2 separate regions of the Homo sapiens genome follow, and region 2 is linked to region 1. A link is a loop called in an ENCODE intact Hi-C map of the cell type or tissue named here. Cell type or tissue: CD4-positive, alpha-beta T cell. All regions are shown on one strand. Each heading gives the region's core, and the rest is flanking DNA. Links, peaks and the distances in the headings are about the cores only.

What was found. A loop is a pair of places that touch in the nucleus more often than their neighbours do. Peaks named below come from ENCODE experiments on the same cell type or tissue, not always from the same donor. Only the 100,000 strongest peaks of a DNase experiment are listed, where the experiment ranks them.
Region 2: a loop joins it to region 1, with 2.6 times the contacts of the local background. A loop is called at or near these places in 5 of 110 quality-filtered maps.

What each region holds. Positions count from the first base shown.
Region 1 is chr19:35,010,445-35,015,820 of GRCh38, forward strand. GRAMD1A (GRAM domain containing 1A) reads left to right here. Exons shown (of 20, transcript NM_020895.5): 7 at 1,030-1,110; 8 at 2,812-2,924; 9 at 3,097-3,247; 10 at 3,745-3,943. Among named protein-coding and RNA genes, the nearest start is that of GRAMD1A, 13 kb to the left of the region's middle. RefSeq lists an enhancer at 2,432-2,511. In CD4-positive, alpha-beta T cell, for the core only: CTCF peaks have their summits at 2,710 (motif pointing left) and 2,910; DNase peaks (open chromatin) are centred at 1,017, 2,727 and 4,177; H3K4me3 peaks cover 1,529 bases; H3K27ac peaks cover 4,177 bases.
Region 2 is chr19:34,854,145-34,859,520 of GRCh38, forward strand. All of the region lies in intron 2 of LINC03049 (long intergenic non-protein coding RNA 3049), which reads right to left. Among named protein-coding and RNA genes, the nearest start is that of LINC03049, 3.8 kb to the right of the region's middle. In CD4-positive, alpha-beta T cell, for the core only: no CTCF peak of the experiment used is centred there; no DNase peak of the experiment used is centred there.

The DNA of each region.
Region 1 (5,376 bases), core at 267-5,266:
GCAAAGCCCCATTTGTTCTGCACCCTGAGTTCTCTCCGAGCTGTCCCCTTCTCTCTGTTCTCCCGGCCCAGGCGCCCATCACCCCTGACCTGATCCCCGCACCAGCCTCTCCTCTCTTTCCCTGCAACCTGTTACCTCACACAGCTGCTCAGGAACAGCAGAAATAGTAAAACTCTTCCATGTATGTGGCACCTCAGCCGCCCCTCCCTTCGTAAGTCTCCCCGATGTTGTGTCCTGTCCCTGTCATTGTGGCCTCATGTCCGTTGGTTGCAAGATGGCTTTCTCACCAGCGGTCCAACAAGAAGGGGGACAGGTGTGGGGGACACTTCCCAGCAGACTTCTCTTTGTGTTTTGTTGGTTAAAAGTGGATCTGGCCAGGTGTAGTGGCTCATGCCTGTAACCCTAGCATTTTGGGGAGGCTGAGGCAGGAAGATTGCTTGAGCCCAGGAGGTTGAGGCTAGCCTGGGCAACATAGTGAGACCCTGTCTCTTAAAAAGCAAAAAATTAACCAGGTGTGGTGGCACGCACCTGTAGTCCCAGCTACTCACTCAGGAGGCTGAGACAGGAGGATGGCTTGAGCCCAGGAGGTTGAGGCTGCAGTGAGCCGTGATCATGCCACTGCACTCCAGCCTGGGTGACAAAGCCAGACCCTGTCTCAAAAAAAAAAAAAAAAAAAGGATCAACTGACCATTCTTAGTGGCAAAGGAGGCTGGGCAAGTTCCCTGGGCTCCCCCCATCACATCCCAGCCCCTCTGGGCTGACCCTGTCTAGAGATGCATCTGTCCCCTCCTTGGACTGGGAGCTCCAAGGACAGGGCCAGGGGTCGTCTCCCCATCCCAGTGATTCTGGAATTGTCCAGGGCAGGGCCGGGCGCAGGACAGACGTTTTGTGGAACTAATGCAGGGGTGAATTAGTGGATTCATGGGGCCAAAGATGTGGCGTCAGCGCAGATGAGGGTGGCGCTTCCCCACCTCTGTCCTGGTCGCTCCCCAACCTGCTCACACCTCTCTCTCTCTCTCTCCCTGACAGCATTTCTTCACTTCCTTTGGGGCCCGTGACCGCTGCTTCCTCCTCATCTTCCGCCTCTGGCAGAATGCACTGCTTGAAAAGGTGGGCCTGGGTGAGGCCCGGGTGGGGATGGGGGGTTTCCAGGGGGACCATGGAGCCAGGGACCCCAGAACTTGCGGAGCTGGAGGCAGCCCTGGCTCTTCTCCATGGGCACCAGGCCCAGTGCCCCTGCAGCTCCTCCCTGGGCCCCACCTGACCCCGAAGCTGAGTCTCTGGCAAAGGGACATGAATTGGTGTAAACCGTCGTAATTCTTCCCTGGGGCTGGGAATGATTTTCACCCTGAAGGACATCCAGGTTCCACTGGCAGCGGGGGAGTGTGGATAGAGGCTGGGAGGTCATCACAGGATGCCGGCTATGGCTGGTCCACAGCACCTCAGAGAGCCCCAGCCCCATCCTCCGGCTGAGCGGCACTCACGCGCTGCCTTCTCAGAGGCTCCGATGTCCCTGGAGCAGGCAGGAGTGCTGAGGGTCCCATTCAGCATCCTGAGAGAGGGACAGCGCACAGTCAGGCCCTAAGGAGGACAGGGCAGAGCCCCGGGATTCCAGCCCCATCCCCTGGGGCAAGTGATTGAACCCCATCTGTCAAATGGGGGCCATCCCCACTTCACAGCACCCAGAATTTTGCCCAGAATAAGTACTCAGTCATGTCAGCTCTTATGAGCAGAGTAGCCCAGCGGTTAGCTCCCTCGCCACCCCCTCTGCCCCCCGGCTGTAGACCAGCTCCCCTGGGGTCACATCTCAGCACTGCTACTTCCTGGCTGGACCCCAGCATGTCACCTTGCACTTCTCAGCACCATTGTCTTAAAAGGATGATGAGGTTAGCACCTACTTTCCAGATGGTTTTGAAGATACAGTGAGTTAGTACATCTGTAAAGTGGTTAGAAGAATGCACCTAGTTGACCAGGTGGCAAATGTCTGCTGCTATCATCACTTACTGTTAACTGTCATCACTGTCATTCAGCCACTCTGGCCATGGGTGGCTGAAAGCTCAAGGCTCCCGAGGACACCTGGGAAAAGATTCGGGGGGCCACGATGGCATAGGCATGGGAGACTCAGCCCTGGAGTCTGGCAGGGCTTGACCAAGTCACTTGGTGACCTTGAACACATGACTTTCCCTACATGACTTCCCCTTCCTGGGACTCCGTATGCTCTGTAAAGATGGGAACATTCATGGCTGGGCACGGTGGCTCATGCCTGTAATCCCAGCACTTTGGTAGACGAAGACGGGCGGATCGTGGTGCCCACGAGGTCAGGAGTTCGAGACCAGCCTGGCCAACATGGTGAAACCCCGTCTCTACTAAAATTGCAAAAATTAGCTGGGCGTGGTAGCACGCACCTGTAATCCCAGCTCCTTGGGAAGCTGAGGTAGGAGAATCGCTTGAACCCAGGAGGGAGAGGTTGCAGTGAGCTGAGATCACACCACTGCACTCCAGCCTGAGCGACAGAGCCAGACTCCATCTCCAAAAAACAAACAAAAAAAGATATAAAAAAAATGGGAACATTCTCTGGCCAGAGTATTGTGGGGACTTGGGAAGCAGGAAGTTTGAGTCCTGGGCGCAGGCCCTGGAGGGGCTGTAGCAGGGGATTCCCCGCTTGCTGAGGCCAGGTCTGGTGCGGGAGATCGTGGCTGCCTCCTTGTGGAAGCCAGGGGAACTGCGGAGGCCGAGGGCTGGTGGGGAATCTGGCGGGCCGGGCTCTGGCTGGGGTGAGATGGAGGCCAACCCCAGGTCCCGCCTCCCCAGACGCTGAGTCCCCGCGAGCTCTGGCACCTGGTGCATCAGTGCTACGGCTCAGAGCTGGGCCTCACCAGTGAGGATGAGGACTATGTCTCCCCCTTGCAGCTGAACGGTCTGGGGTGAGTTGGAGGTCAAAGGAGGTTGAAGGGTTCGGGGGAGAACAGGACGGTCGGCGTGCAGAGTTCCTGGAGTGCTGGGGGGCCTGAGATGGTTGTATGACGTCTGGAGGATTCAGGAGGGTGTATGGGGTCTCAAGGACACAGCAGTCCCGCTTCCTCCCCTTTCCCACAGGACCCCCAAGGAAGTGGGAGATGTGATCGCCCTGAGCGACATCACCTCCTCGGGGGCAGCTGACCGCAGCCAGGAGCCAAGCCCAGTGGGTTCGCGCCGTGGCCATGTCACGCCCAACCTTTCCCGAGCCAGCAGCGACGCAGACCATGGGGTGAGCGGTGGGTTGGAAGAGGGGTGGGATACTGATAGGAAGAGAGAGGAGGGCTGGGGGTGCAGTGGGAGAAGAACAGCCTGACAGATTTGGAGGGGAATGGATAGGGGGACAGGGGAGGCCTGGATGGAGGAACAGGACAGGGAGGGGAAGACGGACATGTGACAGGGAAAGAGAGACAGGGAAGAGAGGGGACAGACAGAAAGGATGAGAGACAGAAGGGATGGGAGATGGGTGGATAGATGAAGCAGCAGACAGACAGACGGACAGGACAGGTAAGAAAGCTTATGGCTCAGGCATCTGAGACAAGCCTGGCAGGGGCTGAGAGGGGCCCTCATCTGGGTGGCCCCAGGCTGCTCGCAGCTCAGCCGTGAGCCCTCGGTGCACACACCACCCCGGGTCTGCACAGGCTCTGGAATCCTTGTGGCCAGTGTGGACTTGGGAGCCCTGGGGCTGGGATGGAGGTGGCCAAGGCTGCATCGGGCCTTTCTCCACAGGCAGAGGAGGACAAGGAGGAGCAGGTAGACAGCCAGCCAGACGCCTCCTCCAGCCAGACAGTGACCCCGGTGGCTGAACCCCCGAGCACAGAGCCCACCCAGCCTGACGGGCCCACCACCCTGGGCCCCTTGGATCTGCTGCCCAGTGAGGAGCTATTGACAGACACAAGTAACTCCTCTTCATCCACTGGGGAGGAAGGTGAGGCAGGCGGGCCCAATTCATTCGCCTCCGGTACTTGCAAGCCTCGCTCAGTCTTAAGCAAGAGGGGATGGATTCGCCCGCAGCACTGAGAATCCAGGGGCAGGCGGGATGGCGTTCAGGCGCTGTTGCTAGAAATCTCTGTCTTTACTCTGTTTTGAAGGCAGCATGGCAGGGTGAACACAAGCACAGACTGAAGGCAGCTTGCCGCGGTTCACATCCTGGTCACACCACTTCCTGACCATGTCACGTGGGCAAATTATGTAACTTCTCTGAGCTTGCTTTCCTCCTCTGAAAATGGGGTTAACAATGATAATACCCACTTCATAGGATTGTTGTTAAGAGACTATAAATGAGGCTGGGTGTGATGGCTCACACCTGTAATCCCAGCACTTTGGGAGGCCAAGGTAGGAAGGATTGCTAGAGGCCAAGAGTTGGAGAACAGCCTGGGCAGCAAAGCAAGACCCCGTTTTGTACAAAAAAGAAAAAAAAGAAAAAACTAGGTGTGGTGGTGCACACCTATAGTACCAGCTACTTGGCAGACCAAGGCAAGAGGATCACATGAGGCCAAGAGTTTGAGACAAGCCTGGGCAACATAGTGAGACCCCTGTCTTTACAAAAAATTTAAAAATTAGCCAGGCATGGGGTCATGCACCCTATGTAGTCTCAGCTACTGGGGAGGCTGAGGCAGGAGGATCGCTTGAGCCCAGGAGTTGGAGGCTGCAGTGAGCTATGATTGCACCACTGCACTTCGGCCTGAGCAACAGAGCGAGACCCTGTCTCTAAAACGAACAAAGGGAGAGAATTAAGTGATTTCATACATTTAAAGCACTTGGGCCAGTTAGTAAGCATTGACTATTAGTATTTCTATTATCATTATTGTATTCATTTTCTCTCTCCACTAATTTTCAGCTAGCCTCTATTCTTGTCTCTTATGGGGCAGAGATGGCCTCAGCCCTGCCCCAGACCAGCCCAATGAGAGAGAGCAGCCTATTTTTCCTAGTGTCTACAGCGGACACCCTAGGGTTGGCTCTGATTGGGCCAACTTGAGAGTGTGCCTGCCCCTGAACCAATCACTGTGGTTGATCGGATAGACCTGGGCCACCCACTCACCCCTGAACCAATTGCTGTGCCCCTAGGTTGATGCTCCCAGGAGGCGTGCTATCTGGTAATGAATCCCTGTGATTTAAATCTCAGGGCCTAGGTGTGTTCTCCACCCAGAACCAAGCACAGTGGCTGTCTGTCTGGGCCTGGAGCACGTGCCCACCCTCAACCCATCCCTGAGTCACAGGAGGGCTCTGTGTCAGTGTCCAGCTGTGCTCCAGGAGGTGGGGTCCGCCCATGCACACTACAAGGCCTGGGAGTGGGGAGGCGTGGCCCGCAGAGGGAGGGAGGAGTGGAGGCAGTCATCATCCTCGGCTCTCCTCTGTCTC
Region 2 (5,376 bases), core at 307-5,306, 160 kb before region 1:
AGCACCATGTACACCTGTCATGAGAGTGTTCACTGCCTGCATCAGAAGATGCAGGGTGGAGAGCACCAATTGTCAGCACAACCATATTGGGCATTTCTCTGCTAAATGAGTCTTGCACAAACCACACAGCTGTCTGTGAACTATCTTCTCCCAGGTACAGGACAGGAGACCACTTAGGTGCAAGATACACTCTGTCTTAAGAGCCTTATGCTCCAAGGACACCAACATCTCTTGTGACAATTCCATAGACCTACTTTTTAGGATCCTGGCTGAAATTGGCAATTTACTGATATCAAATAGTGTACTCTATCAGGATGGTAAATAGTTCCTTATATTTAGAACTCTTTTTTTTTTTTGGACAGAGTTTCACTCTTGTTGCCCAGGCTGGAGTGCAATAGTGCAATCTCAGCTCCCTATAGCCTCCACCTCCCGGGTTCAAGTGATTATCCTGCCTCAGCCTCTCGAGTAGCTGGGACTACAGGCATGCACCACTATGCCCAGCTAATTTTGTATTTTTAGTAGACACTGGGTTTCACCACGTTGGTCAGGCTGGTCTCGAACTCCTGACCTCAGGTGATCCACCTACCTCAGCTTCCCAAAAGCGTGAGCCACCGCGCCCGGCCTTTAGAATGCTTTAATTTTCTCTCAGAGACTATTTTGTGGTTGGGAATGACAAATTACAGTTCATGAGCTGAATTCTTTCCAGTCTGTTTCTGTAATGCCAATAACCTTAGAATGGTGATAAGAGTTTTCAAAGTTTGTAGAAAAGAGGAAAGGAAAAAAGGAAGAAAAACAGAGGAAAATATGCAACAGAGACCATATGCAATCTTCAGAGCCTATAATATCTACTATCTGGTCCTTTACAGAAAAATTTGCCTCTTTTGTGATTTTCAGTGTATAAGTCTTGTACAGTATTTACTAATTTATCCTTATGTGTTTTATAAGTTTTTTGTATGCTATCGTAAATGGTATCTTTTACATTTTAGTTTTCAGTATTCACCACTGGAAAATACAGTTGATTTTTATATATTCACCTTGTATGCTAGAACTTTGCTAAATTCACTCTTTACTTTTAATAGTTTCTTTGTGAATTCCTTAGGATATTCTATGTTCACAGTCATGTTTTCTATGAACAAAGAGAGTTTTGCTTCTTCCTTTTTATCCTGTATGCCTTTTATTTTTATTTCTTACCCTTATATTTGCTACAACCTCCAGTAAAATGTTGAGAAAAAGTAGAGATGTAGACATAGTTTGCCAGTCCCTGATCTTAGGGGAAAAGTATTCAACACGGAATTGAGTCAAAGTTTGTGGCATATGCACTTAATCACTCAAAAGACATATCCTCTAATTCCTAGTTTGCTAAAAGATGTAAGATTGTGTTAATTTCTTTGCCCATTTTGTTAATTTCTTTTAGTTCCCACATCTGAGGGAGAACATGTAGTATTTATCTTTCTGTGCCTGACTTATTTCGCTTAACACAATGTTCTCCAGGCTCATCCATTTGCCACAAATGACATGGTTTTATTTTTTTAACGACTGAATAGTATTCCATTGTGTATACATAATGCATTTTCTTTATCCATTATCTGTTGGTGGACATTTAGATTGATTCCATATCTTAGCTATTGTGATAAGTGCTTCAATAAAGATAGGGGTGCTAACCAAGCACACAGGCTTAATTAGCTTGACAATTCTTACACAAAGTAGAGATTTCCGAAAGACACCACATTCATTGAGTAAATTAGGAAAACTAAAACCTGCCTGGCAAGAATGATGAAGAGGCATATCTGTGGAGGCTTTGGATCTTGGTGGAAAAAATTAAAAGGAAAGAAATCTCTCCCTTGAAATTCTTAACCAAAGTCTCTACCTTCTGGAGTTAGACATCATATTATCCAAACAATTCCATATCAATCATTTTGTGTAAAGTAGTACTGAGTTGGTAGTGGCCCCATATATTACATCTATACCCACAAAAGAATTTTTTAAGGACACATGGGTACCTCTGTCACTTGTCATCTGGTTCTCAGTGTTGACATGGAGCAATTTGTAATCTAAAAAACCTGCAGTCTTATCTAACAATACTCAGGTCCTAGGGAAATATTTCTCCATATCTCTTGCAATGAGCCTGGTGTGGTGGTGCACCTGTAGTCCCAGATACAGAGATGAAAGGATCACTTGAGCCCAGGAGTTTGAATCCAGCCTGGGCAACATAGAAAGACCCTATCTCTTAAAAAAAAAAAAAGGCAATGAAAGAAATTGAAAAGGAAACAAACAAGTGTCAAGACATCCCATGCTCATGTATTGGAATAATTAATAATGTTAAAATTAGCATACTACCCAAAGCAATCTATAGAATCAATGCAATCCCTATCAAAATATCAATGACATTTTTCACAGAAACAGAAAAAGAATTCTAAAATTCATATAGAACCAAAATATCCCAAATAGCCAAAGCAATGCTGAGCAAAAATGACAAATGTAGAGGCATCACATTTCCTAACTTCAAAATATACAACAAAGCTATAGAAACCAAAACAGAGTGGCATTGGTATGAAAGGGGAAACATAGACTAATGGAACACAATAGAGAACCCAGACATAAATCCGTATATTTACAACCAACTGATTTTTGACAAAGTGCCAAGAACATACATTGGGGAAAGGACAATGTCCTCAATAAATGGTGCTGGGAAAACTGAATATCCGTATGCAGAAGAATGAAACCAGATGCCTATTTCTCACCACACAAAAAATCAACTAAAAATGGATTAAAGGCTGTAAGACCCAAACTAGAAAACCACTAAAAGAAAACATAGGAGAAATGCTTTAGGACATTAGTTTAGGCAAAGATTTCATGGCTAAGACTTCAAAAGCACAGGCAACAAACATATAGACAAGTGGCAATATATTAAACCGAAAAGTTCCTGCCCAGAAAAGTAAACAATCAGCAGAGTGAGGAGACAGCCTGTAGAATAGGAGAAAATCTTTGCAAACTATTCATCTGACAAGAGACATATCCAGAGTATACAAGGAACACAAACAACTCAACAGCAAAAACTCAAATCATCCAACTAAAAGGTGGTCTATAAATTGAATAGATATTTCTGAAAAGAAGATATACAAATGACCAACAGGTATATGAAAAATGCTCAATATCGCTAATCATCAGGGAAATGAAAATCAAAAGCACAATGAAATGTCATCTCACCCTGGTTAGAATGGCTGAAAGAAAGAAAAAATAAATGCTGGTGATGCTGCAGAGAAAAGAGAAATCTTTTTTTTTGTTTTTTGAGACGGAGTCTCACTCTATTGCCCAGGGTGGAGTACAATGATGTGAACTCAGCTCACAGCAACCCCTGCCTCCTGGGTTCAAGTGATTATCCTGCCTCAGCCTCCTGAGTAGCTGGGATTACAGGTGTCTGCCACCACACCCAGCTATTTTTGTGTGTGTGTATTTTAGTAGAGATGGGGTTTCACCATGTTGGCCAGGCTGGTCTTGAACTCCTGACCTCAAGTGACCTGCCCTAGTCGGCCTCCCAAAGTGCTGGGATTACAGGAGTGAGCCACCATGCCCAGCCAGAGAAAAGGAAACTCTTATACACTGTTGGTGGAATGTAAATTAGTACAGCCATTTACTAATACAGTATGGAGGTTTCTAAAAAAAAAATAAAAATAGAATTACTATATGATCCAGGTATCCCACCACTAGATATTTGTCTAAAGAAATGGAAATCACTGTATAAAAGGGATACCTGGGAGGGGTTCCAAGATGGCCGAATAGGAACAGCTCCAGTCTACAGCTCCCAGGGTGAGCGATGCAGAAGACGGGTGATTTCTGCATTTCCAACTGAGCTTTGAAGAGAGTAGTGGTTCTCCCAGTACGGAGTTTGAGATGTCAGAATGGACAGACTGCCTCCTCAAATGGGTCCTTGACCCCCGAGTAGCCTAACTGGGAGGCACCTCCCAGTAGGGGCTGACTGATACCTCATATGGCCCAGTGCCCCTCTGAGATGAAGCTTCCAGGAGGAACGATCAGACAGCAACATTTGCCGTTCTGCAATATTTGCTGTTCTGCAGCCTCCACTGGTGGACCTGCAGCAAACTCCAACAGACCTGCAGCTGAGGTCCTGACTGTTAGAAGGAAAACTAACAAACAGAAAGGACATCCACACCAAAACCCCATCTGAACGTCACCATCATCAAAGACCAAAGATAGATAAAACCACAAAGATGGGGAGAAACCAGAGCAGAAAAGCTGAAAATTCTAAAAATCAGAGCGCTTCCTCTCCTTCAAAGGAATGCAGCTCCTCGCCAGCGATGGAATGAAGCTGGACGGAGAATGACTTTGACTAGTTGAGAGAGGAAGGCTTCAGACAAGCAGTAATAACAAACTCCTCCGAGCTAAAGGAGGAAGTTTGAACCCATGGCAAAGAAGCTAAAAACCTTCAAAAAAGATTAGATGAATGGCTAACTAGGATAAACAGCGTAGAGAAGACCTTAAATGACCTGATGGAGCTGAAAACTATGGCATGAGAACTACGTGATGCATGCACAAGCTTCACTAGCCGATTTGATCAACTGGAAGAAAGGGTGTCAGTGATTGAAGATCAAATGAATGAAATGAAGCGAGAAGAGAAGTTTAGAGAAAATAGAGTAAAAAGAAATGAACAAAGCCTCCAAGAAATATAGGACTATGTGAAAAGACCAAATCTACGTCTGATTGGTGTACCTGAAAGTGATGGGGAGAATGGAATCAAGTGGAAAACACTCTTCAGGATATTATCAAGGAGAACTTCCCCAACCTAGCAAGGCAGGCCAACATTCAAATTCAGGAAATACAGAGAATGCCACAAAGATACTCCTCAAGAAGAGCAACTCCAAGACACATAATCATCAGATTCACCAAAGATGAAATGAAGGAAAAAATGTTAAGGTCAGCCAGAGAGAAAGGTCGGGTTACTCACAAAGGGAAGCCCATCAGACTAACAGCAGATCTCTTGGCAGAAACTCTACAAGCCAGAAGAGAGTGGGGACCAATATTTGACATTCTTAAAGAAAAGAATTTTCAACCCAGAATTTCATATCCAGCCAAACTAAGCTTCATAAGTGAAGGAGAAATAAAATCCTTTACAGACAAGCAAATGCTGAGAGATTTTGTCACCACCAGGCCTGCCCTACAAGAGCTCCTGAAGGAAGCACTAAACATGGAAAGGAACAACTGATATCAGCCACCGTGAAAACATGTCAAATTGTAAGACCATTGATGCTAGGAAGAAACTGCATCAACTAACGAGCAAAATAACCAGCTAACATCATAATGACAGGATAAAATTCACACATAACAATATTAACCTTAAATGTAAATGGCTACAGACAC